Linked DNA regions of Homo sapiens: regions 1 and 2 are each linked to region 3. The links are chromatin contacts, found by Hi-C or POLR2A ChIA-PET in ENCODE. All regions are on one chromosome and are shown on one strand. The core of a region is the stretch at or near the end of the contact, and the rest is flanking DNA. Distances in the headings are between cores, read along the strand shown. Region 1 has its middle 49 kb from the start of UMODL1-AS1. Region 2 holds the start of PDXK (pyridoxal kinase). Region 3 holds the start of WDR4 (WDR4 tRNA N7-guanosine methyltransferase non-catalytic subunit).

Region 1 (3,624 bases), core at 1,078-3,577, 720 kb after region 3:
CCATCAGAGCTTTCCCTTCCTTTGTCTGTTTCCTTCTGTGTCTGGGAAGAGACCTAGCTCTGTATTCAGTCAAGAACAATCCCAGCTCCTTAAGTGAATATTCTGTTTGTTCTATTGAGTGAATGTTTATTGAGCATCTACTACGTAGGAAATGTGCTAGATTCTGGGGCACAAACGGAGAGTTTTATGGCCCCACCAACGAGGCAGCCAGGGGCCAGTCCTAAACACAGAGAAGCAAGCACGATTCCCACAGGGTGCAATGGGGGAAAACCCAGGACCCCCAGAACACAGAAGGGCACTGACCCAACCCAGAAGCCAGGACAGCCTCCTGGAGAGAACAGCTTCCTGGAGAGAATAACTGCTGGGCCGTGCCTGGGGGACCAGTAGGATGGGCCAGGCAAGGGGAGAGGATGGTTGGGATGGGTCATCCCATGCTGGGCAGAGGGCATCGGTGCAGCAGGAGAGCTCTGGAAAGTGCTCGTGGCTCAGAGGACGAGAGCACAAAGTGTGGGGCCGGGAAGGTGAGGCTGGCGGGGTGGGGGTTGCAGGGGGTAGGCAGTGGTGTGCTGGCAAATGTTTAACAACAGGCTCTCTGCAGAAAAGACGTGTGTGTAAACATCTGTACGTCAGTCCACTCTAAGTTTTATTCATGCAAAGGAAGCACGCAATTTACAAATAATAAATATACAGGACTTTTTATCATAAATTCCATAGAGCCAACTGGTCCACACAGATGCTTTTGTTGATTTTGGCCAAACTCTCATATTTGTAGCCAGCCTATAGCTGCAATTCAACTACGATTTGACAACGTTTTATGCTATTTACAGTGTAACAGTTATGACCATAGCACACTTGTAGATTAATCTGCGTTCATCGAAGATTTTCATCATTTCCTTGAGTCTAGATAATCAATAAGACGATAAAATCAAGCCTCGATTTGTAGCACATGCTGATTTCCGTGACGTAAATGCTCTTGCGATGGTTGGTTCAAGCTGTGGACACGACGAAGCTCAATGCAGAGACCGGTGTGCCCTAGCAAACCTCCTGTTACACAGGATTTCTGCCATACAGATGCAACAGAGGTAATAACTGCCACAGCATGATGATCGTAAAATTATATCATAATAATACCATAAAATGTACAATTAATAAATTGTATTAAAACAAAGGTAACAAATGCTCAAAACTCAAGTTACCTTTGTTTTAGTGCAATTTATTAATTGTACATTTCAGCCGTTCCCCACTGGGCTCTCAGAAGCCGGCGTGAGCTGACTCCAGCACCTGTCCCTGCCAGCAGGGACGACTCCAGGAGGACTGCCAGGCCAAGACACAGAAAGGCCATAGAGAGCACACATCTGAATGCGTCAACCCCGGCTGAAGCCCTTTCTGCCTCCTAATCCTGGAACCTGTGACTCGGTTGCCTTACCTGGCAAAGTGAATTAAGGCATCAGGTGGAATGAAAATTGCTAATCTACTGACCTTAACATCAGGAGTTTATTTTGGATTATCCTGGTAGGCCCAAAGTGATCACCAAGATCCTTAAATGTGAAAGAGGAGGCGGAAGAGGAGCTCAGGGGATGAGATGTGAGAAGGCCTCCACGCCAGTGCTGCCTTTGAAGAGGGAGGAGGGGCCGAGGGTCAAGGCCTCAGGGCAGCTCTAGAAGCCGGGAAAGGCAAGAAGTGGACTCTCCCTAAACCCAGCCTCTGGGAGGAACCAGCCCTGCAGTACCTTGATTTTAGCTCAAGGAGACCTGTGTTGGACTTCAATCTCTAGACCTTTAAGAGAATAAATGTGCATTGTTTTAAATTACCAATTGTGTGGTCCTCTGTGACAGCACCTAGAGGACCCTAGAGCAGGAGCCCTCTGCATTTGTATGTCCCGTTCTTTCACCGCTGTGACCCCAGGCTCTGTGGGCTAAGGGCTGGGAGTCTCGGGCTGACCCTGCCCCATGCCGATCTATCCTAGGGCCCTGGGCAGTTCCTCAGCTTCCTGAAGGGGAGCAGTGACGGCGATACTGACCTTGCCCGATTGTTACGAGGATTAAATGAGATTATAAATGTGTAGGGCTCAGTACAGGATGGAGCGCTATGAAGCTCTCCACGGCCGTGAGCTGTGATTATCATGAGTACAGAAGGGTTGTGTCCTTATTAAGCCCGCTTCTCTGGGAAGACTGGGCTCTCTTTTTCCAGAAACAGCAGTGATTGAAAGGCAGCCTGCGTCCTCGGGACAAGGGCCACTGTGCATTGTTTCCCAACAGATGCAGCAGAAGTCTGCTCAGCCCCGCAGGCTTCATGGCCCGGAGCCAGCCAGGCTGATGGTGTTTTCGTGTTTGCCTTTGTCTGTCCATGACTTGGGAGAAAGCCATCTTTGGGTGTTATTCCCTTCAAATAGATCAGCAAAGTAGAAAATGCCCCTTTTCTCGGCCACAGCTGGACTGTGGGTATCAGGACTCCCACATCTGGAGTCCCCAGCTGCCCGCATTCTAGGAGGATCTGCAGGTGTCTGCCTCCAGCCTGACCTGCATTCTCACCTGGAAGAAGGTTGGGGAGGCAGGGCTGGTGCCCTCAGGACCCAGGGGCAGAGGGGAGCACCTGAAGAGCAGACCTGTCTTCACAAAAGCATCTGGGGAGACAATAAGGGATAAAGACCCAAAATCCAGTCTTCTGTGTCCAGGGCACCCCACACCTCGCCTGGACAGACTCCACCCTTTACCCTCTAGTCCCTGCCAAGTTGGCAATCCCAGGTCCTTCCAGATCAAAGATTTGGGCCTCAAAGTCTGAAAAAACTATGGACTGGACTTGTTGCCAGCAGTGTAGACCGAGGGCAGCCAGAGCTGGGGGTCTCAGGTTCCCCTTTTAGTTTGTTTGCCTTTTGAGATGGAGTCTCGCTCTGTCCCCCAGCCTGGAGTGCAATGGCGCAATCTCAGCTCACTGCAACCTCCATCTCCCGGGTTCAAGCAATTCTCCTGCCTCAGCCTCCTGAGTAGCTGGGGTTACAGGAGACTGCCACCACGCCCAGCTAATTTTTGTATTTTTAGTAGAGACAGGGTTTTGCCATGTTGGCCAGGCTGGTCTCGAACTCCTGACCTCAAGTGATCTGCCCACCTCGGCGTCCCAAAGTGCTGGGATTACAGGCATGAACCACTGCGCCTGGCAGGCTCCCCTTTTTGCATCTGCCTCCTGGCCCCTCCTCCGCCCACCCTGGTCTAGTGTCTCTGATCTGTTCCTCTCTCCAGTCTAATCAGCATCCAGGCAGATCCGAAGTGAAGGTGGTTTGGGAGGGAGGACAAGCTCCGTGACCCTGTGTGTGAGAATCTGGGGGCCACCTCTCCCTCGCCAGCAGGTGGGTGAATGGCCTTTTCTCCAGGGGAAGGCTGGGCCTTAGGAAGAAGGTGAAAGCTTTGCCTGGGGAGGCCATGCGGATGGACCTTATGTGAAATTTTCTGCATGTTAATTTATTTCTTTACACCGTTAGTTCCTTAGAGTTTTGTTGCTGTTGTTTCTCTCTCGCTCTCGCTCTCCCAAAATCCACAGAGAGAATTTTGGTGTGCACTGGTGAATGTTGGAATATTTGATGCTTCTCTGGAAAGACTCACAGACCACAGAAGTCACAGTTTCTTACAG
Region 2 (3,945 bases), core at 897-3,396, 840 kb before region 3:
GAACTGCAGCTAGAAGCGGCAAACACTGGCCCCAAGGCCATTTCCAGGCTCTGTCCCCCATTCCCTCCTGTGCCCACTAAGGCTGGTCCAGGCTCGCTGGGTCTCCAGCCATCTCAGCCCCTCGGTCATCACATTGCTTCTCCTTGTCCAGCCGGGCTTGGACATCGGGGTATGGGAGCAAAATGCCTGCATGGAACCCTGTGGAGCCCACAGGTAAGGATGCCGTGCACTGGGGAGACCCGAGGTAGGAACAGCAGCGCCATCCTTTCGAGGCTCCACCTGAGGTGAGCAATCAGAGGACACCCCTCGAGTCACTGGGAGTTCGAGAACAAAGGACATTGCTGGGGGATCCCGAGTGAGCCAAAGAAGGAAACAGTTTGCCCAATGAAGTAGGAGGTGGATGGGAGGAGGGACGGGACAGACACAGCAGGACCTGCACACTTCTGCCAAGAGAGTGGACGCTGTCCTCAGAGCCCCCTGGTTCCACACTGCCTGGCTGCCCCTGCTTCAGGCACCCTGCACCTTTCTTCCCAAGCCCAATCCTACCTCTGACTCTGCCCAAGCAATCCGCCAGCCTGTGGTGACCTCCCCCAACCCCCTCAAGCTAGGAGTGGTCCAGAGCAGTGCTTAAGAGCCGGAGCCACAGAACCGGTGCACCCTGACTGTCCCAGGCAGGGTCTGCCTGCAGCTGGATGGAACAGGGTCTCAAGTAAGACCACCTGTGAAGCACCGCATCCTTCCCAACAGGACCTCCACTTACTTCGGACTCGAACCCCCTGCCTTTCCACGCTCAACTCTGCTCAGCTTGGTCCTCCTGGGGGCACGCCTAGGTCAGCCCTCAAATTCCACTGAAGCTCTGCTCCCCTCTTCCTGTCCTCCTCCCAGGCCAGCCCGCACCGCAGGCCCCGCCGTGCCCAGGTGGCCCTTCTTTACATCCCGTGGGGCCCAGCACAGGGACCAGGCATACCTGCTCCCGTCCCCAGTGACCAGGCCGCAGGTGGGCAGCACAGGAGAGCACGACCCGGCAGGGCACCCCCAGCCCTCCTGCTGACTCGACAAGGCCAGGAAGTGCCCGTCGTCCTGGTTCTGCCTCGGCCCTGCGTGACACCCACGCCACTGCACCCAGGCCTCTCCTACCCCTCCACGGGCCACTTAGCTGCAACCAGGAGGCCGTGGGCCAACGCGTTTTAAAAGCTGGCTCCCTAAAGCCAATCCGCACAGTCCCGAACTGCTCTCTGGGGCTTCTCCTCGTCAGAGCAAACACCTGCAGGGATGCCGCTCTGCTAGAGGGTGCAGAGCAGCCCCTGCCCCACCCTCTTCCCTTCGGCCACCTCCTGGCGTGGTCAGGCCGAGGGGAATCCACCCTCGTGGGCACCGTGACCTCACTCGGCGTCTTCTTCCTGACTTCCCCACGCACAGGGGCCCAGGAGGTGAGCGCGCGAGCGTCTCGAGCTCCACGGCCGCTTCTGCGTTCCAGCGGGGCAAGGTCCCGGCTCGCGTGACTGCTCCGGGACTCCTCGGGGCTCTGCGACATTTCCTCGCCTCCGGGAGCCGCACCGCCCGCCCGCCCCCGCGGCAGTTGGCCCGGTCGGCGGGAAGGGGCGAGGACGAGCGGCTGCGCCATAGCTGGTGCACAGGGCTCCCTCCTACCCGCGTACCCCGACGCCGGACCCGTCCCACCCGCAGGGGCCCGCAGAGCGCTCAGCCCTCCGCTTCCGCCCCCGCAAGCCAAGCAGAGCGGGAGGCTCATCCCGCGCCTGCCTCCAGGGCGCCCGCGCCAGGCTCTGCCCGCAGCTCCCGAGCCTCCCTCGGGGAACTGAGGCTCGTCTCGGGCAGCCCCGCCAAGGTCACGGGCTCGGGTTACGTAAGCCCGGGCTGCGGGCGGATGCGTACCTGCAGCGGGAACGTGGCCGCCCGGTTGCCCACGTAGCCGCGGATGACGTGGCTCTGTATGGAGAGCACCCGGCACTCCTCCTCCATGCCGGGCCTGGCCGCGGCGGCGCGGGGCCGAGGCGGGGGCACGGTCTCCGCCGCTCGCTCGGGCTCCGGCTCGGCTCGGGCTCGGGCTCCGGCCCCGGCTCCCCTCGGCTGCGACTCTGGCTCTGGCGCGCGGCGGACCCGATCAGCGCAGACGCCTCCTTCTGACCTCAGCGGGCGGCTCCGAACCCGCGAGTTCCGCGCGGCGCCGGGGGCTGGCCGGGGGCGGACCGGGGCGGGGACAGCCACGCAGGCCCCGCCCCCGGGCTGGGAGGAAGCGAAACCGGACCCTGGCCGCGCGGCCGCGCCAGGTGGCCCCCGCCACTCTGCCGCCCGAAACGCTGGGTTTGCACTTTCATTCCGCCTGGAGAGGGCTCTGCAGCGCCGTTCATTCGTTCGTTCATTCATTCATTCAACCATTGTGCTCCGCCTCAGCCCTGCGCCCCGCGCCCCGCGCCCCGCGCCCCGCCGCACGCAGGGGAGACTCGGGGGCCCGGGCTCCACGCCCCTGACCTCCGGGCGCGACACTCTCGCAACGCGGATGGCCACGAGAGTGCGCGCGGGCGTGGGAATAGTGCGGAGGCGCGAAAGTGACCCCGGACCCCGGATACCCAAGGGAACCGCGCTCTCAACTGCCTGCAGGGCCCGGAGCCCGCATCCGATCCGCGTCCCTTCCCAGGGGCCGCGCGGGAGCTGACAGACACGGGGCCGGGGGGACCCAGTCAACTCCGCACCGGCCTGGGGCGGCGGGCTTCTCTGGGGGCGCCCCAGACCCTTGCGGACCCTGAGTGCCCACTCTGGTGGCGCGGCCTGCAGAGGCCCCCAGCCGATGGCCACATGCCCGGCCGTCCATCCACAGGTGCCTGGGTCTGGGCCGCGTGTCCGATCCCACCCCAACCAGGTCTTCCTGTGGAGGGCCTGCCTTCGAGGACGAACCTGACCCCCTGGGGGACCCCACAGCCTTCACTTCCCACCCCTACGCTCTCCACAGCTGACGCACTCCCTGCGGCTTCCCTGCACCACCCCGGGGAACGGAGGCCTTTGGGTTCCAGACTTGCAGACATGGTGATTTGGGGCCCTGGGGTCAGTATCACCAGACTAAAGTCTTGGTGACCTAACACAGCGCACCTAGGGCTCTGTAGCTTGGTGAGACCCAATGCCCGACCAGGCGGGTGCTGAGGACTGAGGGAGGAAGACATTACTTAGAGATCTAGGCTTTTAAAAGAAAGTACTTCATAATTAGTCATAATTGTCCATTAATAATAGCTAACATTGGCCGGGCGCGGTGGCTCACGCCTATAATCCCAGCACTTTGGGAGGCTGAGTTGAGCGGATCAAGAGGTCAGGAGTTCAAGACCAGTCTGGCCAACATAATGAAACCCCATCTCTACTAAAAATACAAAAATTTAGCTGGGTGTGGTGGTGTGCACCTGTAATCCCAGCTACTTGGGAGGCTGAGGCAGGAGAATTGCATGAACCCAGGAGGTGGAGGTTGCAGTGAGCCAAGATCGCGCCATTGCCCTCCAGCCCGGGTGACAGTGAGAGACTCTGTCTCAAAAAAATAATAAAATAAAATAAAGAGAATTAATTGTAACACACCCCTAGATGGTACCACGAGGCTGGAGTCCAAAAGCGCTTGTCCTGGCCCTCGCACCCACTCGCCTGCGTGCTTCCCCTCCCACAAGGAGTTAGAGCGTGGTGCCAGGTAAGCAAGCCACACCCCTATCACAAGTCCAGCAAAAGGCTCCAGGGAACTCTCCCGTCTCATCACCTTAAAGGCTGTAACCCTTTGTAAGAAATAAATTCTCCTGTCCTTTCCCAAACTTATAGATTGTGAAGTTAACAAACTAAGGAGAAGTCAGAGGTTACAGAGTTGGTGACAAGCAGTGCTGGGTGAGAGCCCCAGGAACCTACAAAGGCAGCACCAACAACTGCCCTTACTACCCTTTGCTCATCCTACTCTGTGAG
Region 3 (3,779 bases), core at 974-3,473:
TACAAGGAAGATATGCATGCTACAGACATTTGTACCTAGCAGTAGGTGCTACTGTAACATGTGGCATTAGCTTTGGACTAGAAGTCTGGAAAAGCAGTGGGGAAACTGGTAGTGAACACTGGAACAATGGTGAGGAAAACTACGGGAGGTGGACAAATGGTGAACAACTCTATGTCACGGTGAAGGATTTGTAAAATTGTTGCCCTTCAGTAAGATGGGCAGAGAAAAAGGCAACTACTGAACTCTGGGACTTGAAAAAGATCATATCAGTATAATGTTGAGATTAACCTGTGTTTCTTTTGCTTGAATATGTTGAGACACTTATAGAAAAGAGTGTGGTTAAAAACAAACAAACAAACAAACTGGCCAGCAGAATTTAGAGCACACTTTGGGTTGAAGCTGGGGAAAGTATTATTAGACCCAATAGTTGGTAACAAGTTCTCAAAGTAAGTCATAACCTGGGCCAAAGATCAAATTCAGAGTGGCGCTAATAAAATATGGCCTTAAGAATAATGCTGAAGTCAAGGTGATCTCAATGATTTAAATGTTAACAAGTGGCTGGGCGCGGTGGCTCACGCCTGTAATCCCAGCACTTTGGGAGGCCGAGGCAGGCGGATCACAAGGTCAGGAGATCCAGAACATCCTGGCTAACATGGTGAAACCCCGTCTCCACTGAAAAATACAAAAAATTAGCCAGGCGTGGTGGCGGGCGCCTGTAGTCCCAGCTACTCAGGAGGCTGAGGCAGGAGAATGGCGTGAACTCGGGAGGTGGAGGTTGCACTTCAGCCTGGGCGACAGAGCGAGACTCCGTCTAAAAAAAAAAAAAAGACTAGTGGGAGTGGCTTCTTGGGCATGGAGAGCACCTGAATCAGATTCTTGAGAAGCCCATAAAGCTTTTAAGGGACTTGTAGTGAACAAAGCACCACCAGCTGCCAAAATGTGGACAGAACAGTTTAGAGTGAAAAAAGGTCTGTGGGCTCACAATTTGCTAATGACAGGAAGGAGGTTGAGAAAGTTTCTCAAAGGGCACATTCTTCAACATGGCCAAGAAGGTGCTGGAAAAGGAGGGACACCCAAGAGGGCAGAGGCAAGAGCTGTGCTGAGATACAGCCTGGGGAGATACTCCCAGGAAGCAGAACTCGGGCCTGGTTAAGACTTCTTATTCTTGTAGGGCCTGAAAACATCTTCCAGTAGGATTTCAGAATTGCTTTGGACCAGTGATTACTGTGTCTCCTCCTCTTCTCATTTTCACATGCAAGTATTTATTGTGGTTATCTGGTCCCGGCTCACCATCATATATTGCGTGCACGGGAGAGAAAATTAATCTTTTTAGTTTGTAAGTCTCTGGATCAAGAGGAGCTGCACCGGACAAGCCAATCTAAAACAGACCGTGAGATCCTAGATTTTGTGCCTGATGCTGGGATTGTAAGAGGCTTTTGGGGATCTTGGGATGAACACTGGAAACTAACCATAGTTTGGGTTGAAAATATCACTACAGTTCGGAGATTTTAAGGCATCTGTGGCTTGTCTAAGTGCAAAGATTCAGTAGGCTTACTTCTAGCGACCTCAGACTTGACGCCACCCGAGACACCCTCACCCATGACCACATCTTGGACATTTTTTTTTTTTTTGAGAGAGAGTCTCGCTCTGTCGCCCTGGCTGGAGTGCAGCGGGGGCGATCTCGACTCACTGCAACCTCCGCCTCCCGGGTTCAGGCAATTCTTCTGTCTCAGCCTCCCAAGTAGTTGGGGCTACAGTCGCACGCCACCACGCCCAACAAATTTTTGTACTTTTAGTAGAAACGGGGTTTCACCATATTGGTCAGGCTGCTCTCGAACTGCTGACTTCATGTGAGCCACGGCCCCCGGTTCATTCACTTCTTGAAGGATCATTTACCAGGCATCTAGTAGCCATCATCAGGTCCTACGTCTCTCCAGCTACCGCGGAAAAAGATCCAGAACCAGCCCTACCCCGTCTAGAGGAAAGGATGAACATTAGGCAAGTACTTGGAATCGTGCGAAGTGCACTCCATCAGATCACCTTGGTGAGTGAACTGCCAAACCCGAAACACCGAAGGCCACCAGCCACAACCCGGAGGGCGGTCACAGCACCTTTCACGCATGCTCAAGGCAGGCTCGTCCTTGAGCATGCGCGGTACGTGGGGTATACGTCATCTCTCGGCGTCTGCGCCTGGCGTCACCGACCGGTGCGGACAGGAAGAGGCTCTGGGCTGGCACATGTGTATGGCGGTGAGGCGGGCGGGTACATGGCGGGCTCTGTGGGACTGGCGTTGTGCGGGCAGACGTTGGTGGTGCGGGGCGGCAGCCGATTCCTGGCCACCTCCATAGCAAGCAGGTGAGGGGGCCTTGGTCTTGGAACAGGGAGACCAGGCTGCGGGCGCGCGTCGGGTCCTGGCGACCCCGCTTCTCCCGCACCGCCTGGTCGCACCCACTCTGGGGTGACCCCGGGGAACTCCGCTCCAGCCCACGAGTCCTCCGCCGCAGTCTCGGCCTGGCCGCGTCTCTGCGCCTGGAGGGTCCGCTTTCGCCGTCCGCTCTCGGCGTCCGCTCCCCGGCTCCGGCGCGCTCCTTGCACTAGATGGCTGGTCTGCGGTGTTCTTGCCCGGTTAGCGCCGCCGGGTCGCTTCCGGTCTCCGCGGCGCCGGCGGGGACCGGGTAGGTAGAGCACGTGGGGCGACGCTGACCAGTCAGCAAGGCCCGGCCGAACACGCTCTGCAGAACTGGGAAGAAGCGGGTCTCGGGTCTCCCTGGTGAGAAGGGAGGGGCTTACTCACTGCGAGCTCACTGACCTCCAAGCGCGCTCCCTCTTTTTGCAGGGTTGTCTGTTCCCTCTTCCCGGCCTGCATCCACTCACCTGGCCTTAATTGCTCCTTAGGGCTCCAAGTCATCTCCGACACTTACCCAACCCAAGGGTGCACGTGGAGCTCGCAGTGCGCACCTCCCTAGTGGCCCTTCGCACGGCTCGGGTTTTGCTTTCCGTAATTTTATTCTCCTTCCTTAGTGTATCGCCAGTGCTAGGACGACGCAGGGGATTTTTAACTTAGTAAATGTTTGTTGATGGAACAGTCCTAACTCAGGACTCTCGGAGCAATTAGTAGTGCTGTCAGTTTCAGCCCCTCGTTTCCTTTCCCAGGTTATTTGTGATTTCATATTTGAAACGGACGACGTGTCTGTCAGATATACTGTATATTTTTTGTTCGTTTGGTTTTAGAAAGCCAATTCGATGTTAAGTTAGGTCTCACAAAAATTGTACTCAGAAACCCGTCACATATCCCAGATGATTTTGTTTTAGAGACTCACGGTCTAATATCTGCCAGAGTGAGCTGTGGATATATTAGACATGATTTGCTTACCTTCAGTCTTTGCATTTTGAGGAAATTCTAGTGGCTGGTGGAGTTTCTGACTTGGAAGACAAGTCCACGGTTCCATATGGAAAGTTTTTTGGTGCACTCGCTTTAAAGGCTATAAATATGTACAAGATACGTGCCAGGGGGTGAGGATGGGATAAACCGAAGTTTAGGTTCAGTATGGAAAATGGGTGATTCTTATGTTGGTAAGTGCCTGGGGTCATGGGAACACTTTCAGGTAGGTGAGATATGTTTCTAAATAGTAATGGCTCTTTGAAATTTGTATACAGAATCCCACTGAACGCTCAACAGTATCAGAACATAATTTCTTTTTTTTCTTTTTTTTTTTTTTTGAGGAGTCTCGCTTTGTCGCCCAGGCTGGAGTGCAGTGGCGCGATCTTGGCTCACTGCA

Evidence for each region. Hi-C counts contacts between places; a loop is a spot of excess contacts on that map. ChIA-PET counts read pairs that join two places held with the same protein, here RNA polymerase II (POLR2A). Pooled maps may share reads with other maps.
Region 1: a loop to region 3 is called in a map of dorsolateral prefrontal cortex, with 3 times the contacts of the local background. The contact joins the enhancer-like site here to the promoter of WDR4 in region 3. A Hi-C loop is called at or near these places in 1 of 168 maps with a recorded cell type or tissue (dorsolateral prefrontal cortex) and 1 of 50 pooled maps. POLR2A ChIA-PET finds 5 or more read pairs at or near these places in 1 of 52 experiments (GM12878).
Region 2: a pooled map shows a loop between it and region 3 (11-fold over the local background). The contact joins the promoter of PDXK here to the promoter of WDR4 in region 3. A Hi-C loop is called at or near these places in 9 of 50 pooled maps.

What each region holds. Positions count from the first base shown.
Region 1 is chr21:42,155,819-42,159,442 of GRCh38, reverse strand. No RefSeq gene overlaps it. Among named protein-coding and RNA genes, the nearest start is that of UMODL1-AS1, 49 kb to the right of the region's middle. Within about 2 kb of position 2,327, at least 3 of the 41 ENCODE cell types and tissues checked have a DNase peak (open chromatin) inside an H3K27ac peak, as active enhancers do; they include dorsolateral prefrontal cortex, where a contact is called at or near this core.
Region 2 is chr21:43,717,330-43,721,274 of GRCh38, reverse strand. It overlaps PDXK (pyridoxal kinase), which reads right to left and starts at 2,146. Exons shown (of 11, transcript NM_003681.5): 1 at 1,894-2,146. The coding sequence starts at 1,980. LOC124905032 (a long non-coding RNA gene) reads left to right here and starts at 2,727. Exons shown (of 2, transcript XR_007067896.1): 1 at 2,727-3,060; 2 at 3,583-3,800. RefSeq lists silencers at 1,158-1,347, 1,505-1,814, 1,855-2,644 and enhancers at 544-1,453, 2,795-2,844.
Region 3 is chr21:42,877,983-42,881,761 of GRCh38, reverse strand. WDR4 (WDR4 tRNA N7-guanosine methyltransferase non-catalytic subunit) reads left to right here and starts at 2,223. Exons shown (of 11, transcript NM_018669.6): 1 at 2,223-2,355. The coding sequence starts at 2,267. LOC105372817 (a long non-coding RNA gene) reads right to left here and starts at 2,050. Exons shown (of 4, transcript XR_937765.3): 1 at 2,007-2,050. RefSeq lists enhancers at 1,971-2,320, 2,391-2,500, 2,531-2,580, 2,233-3,197, 3,198-3,779.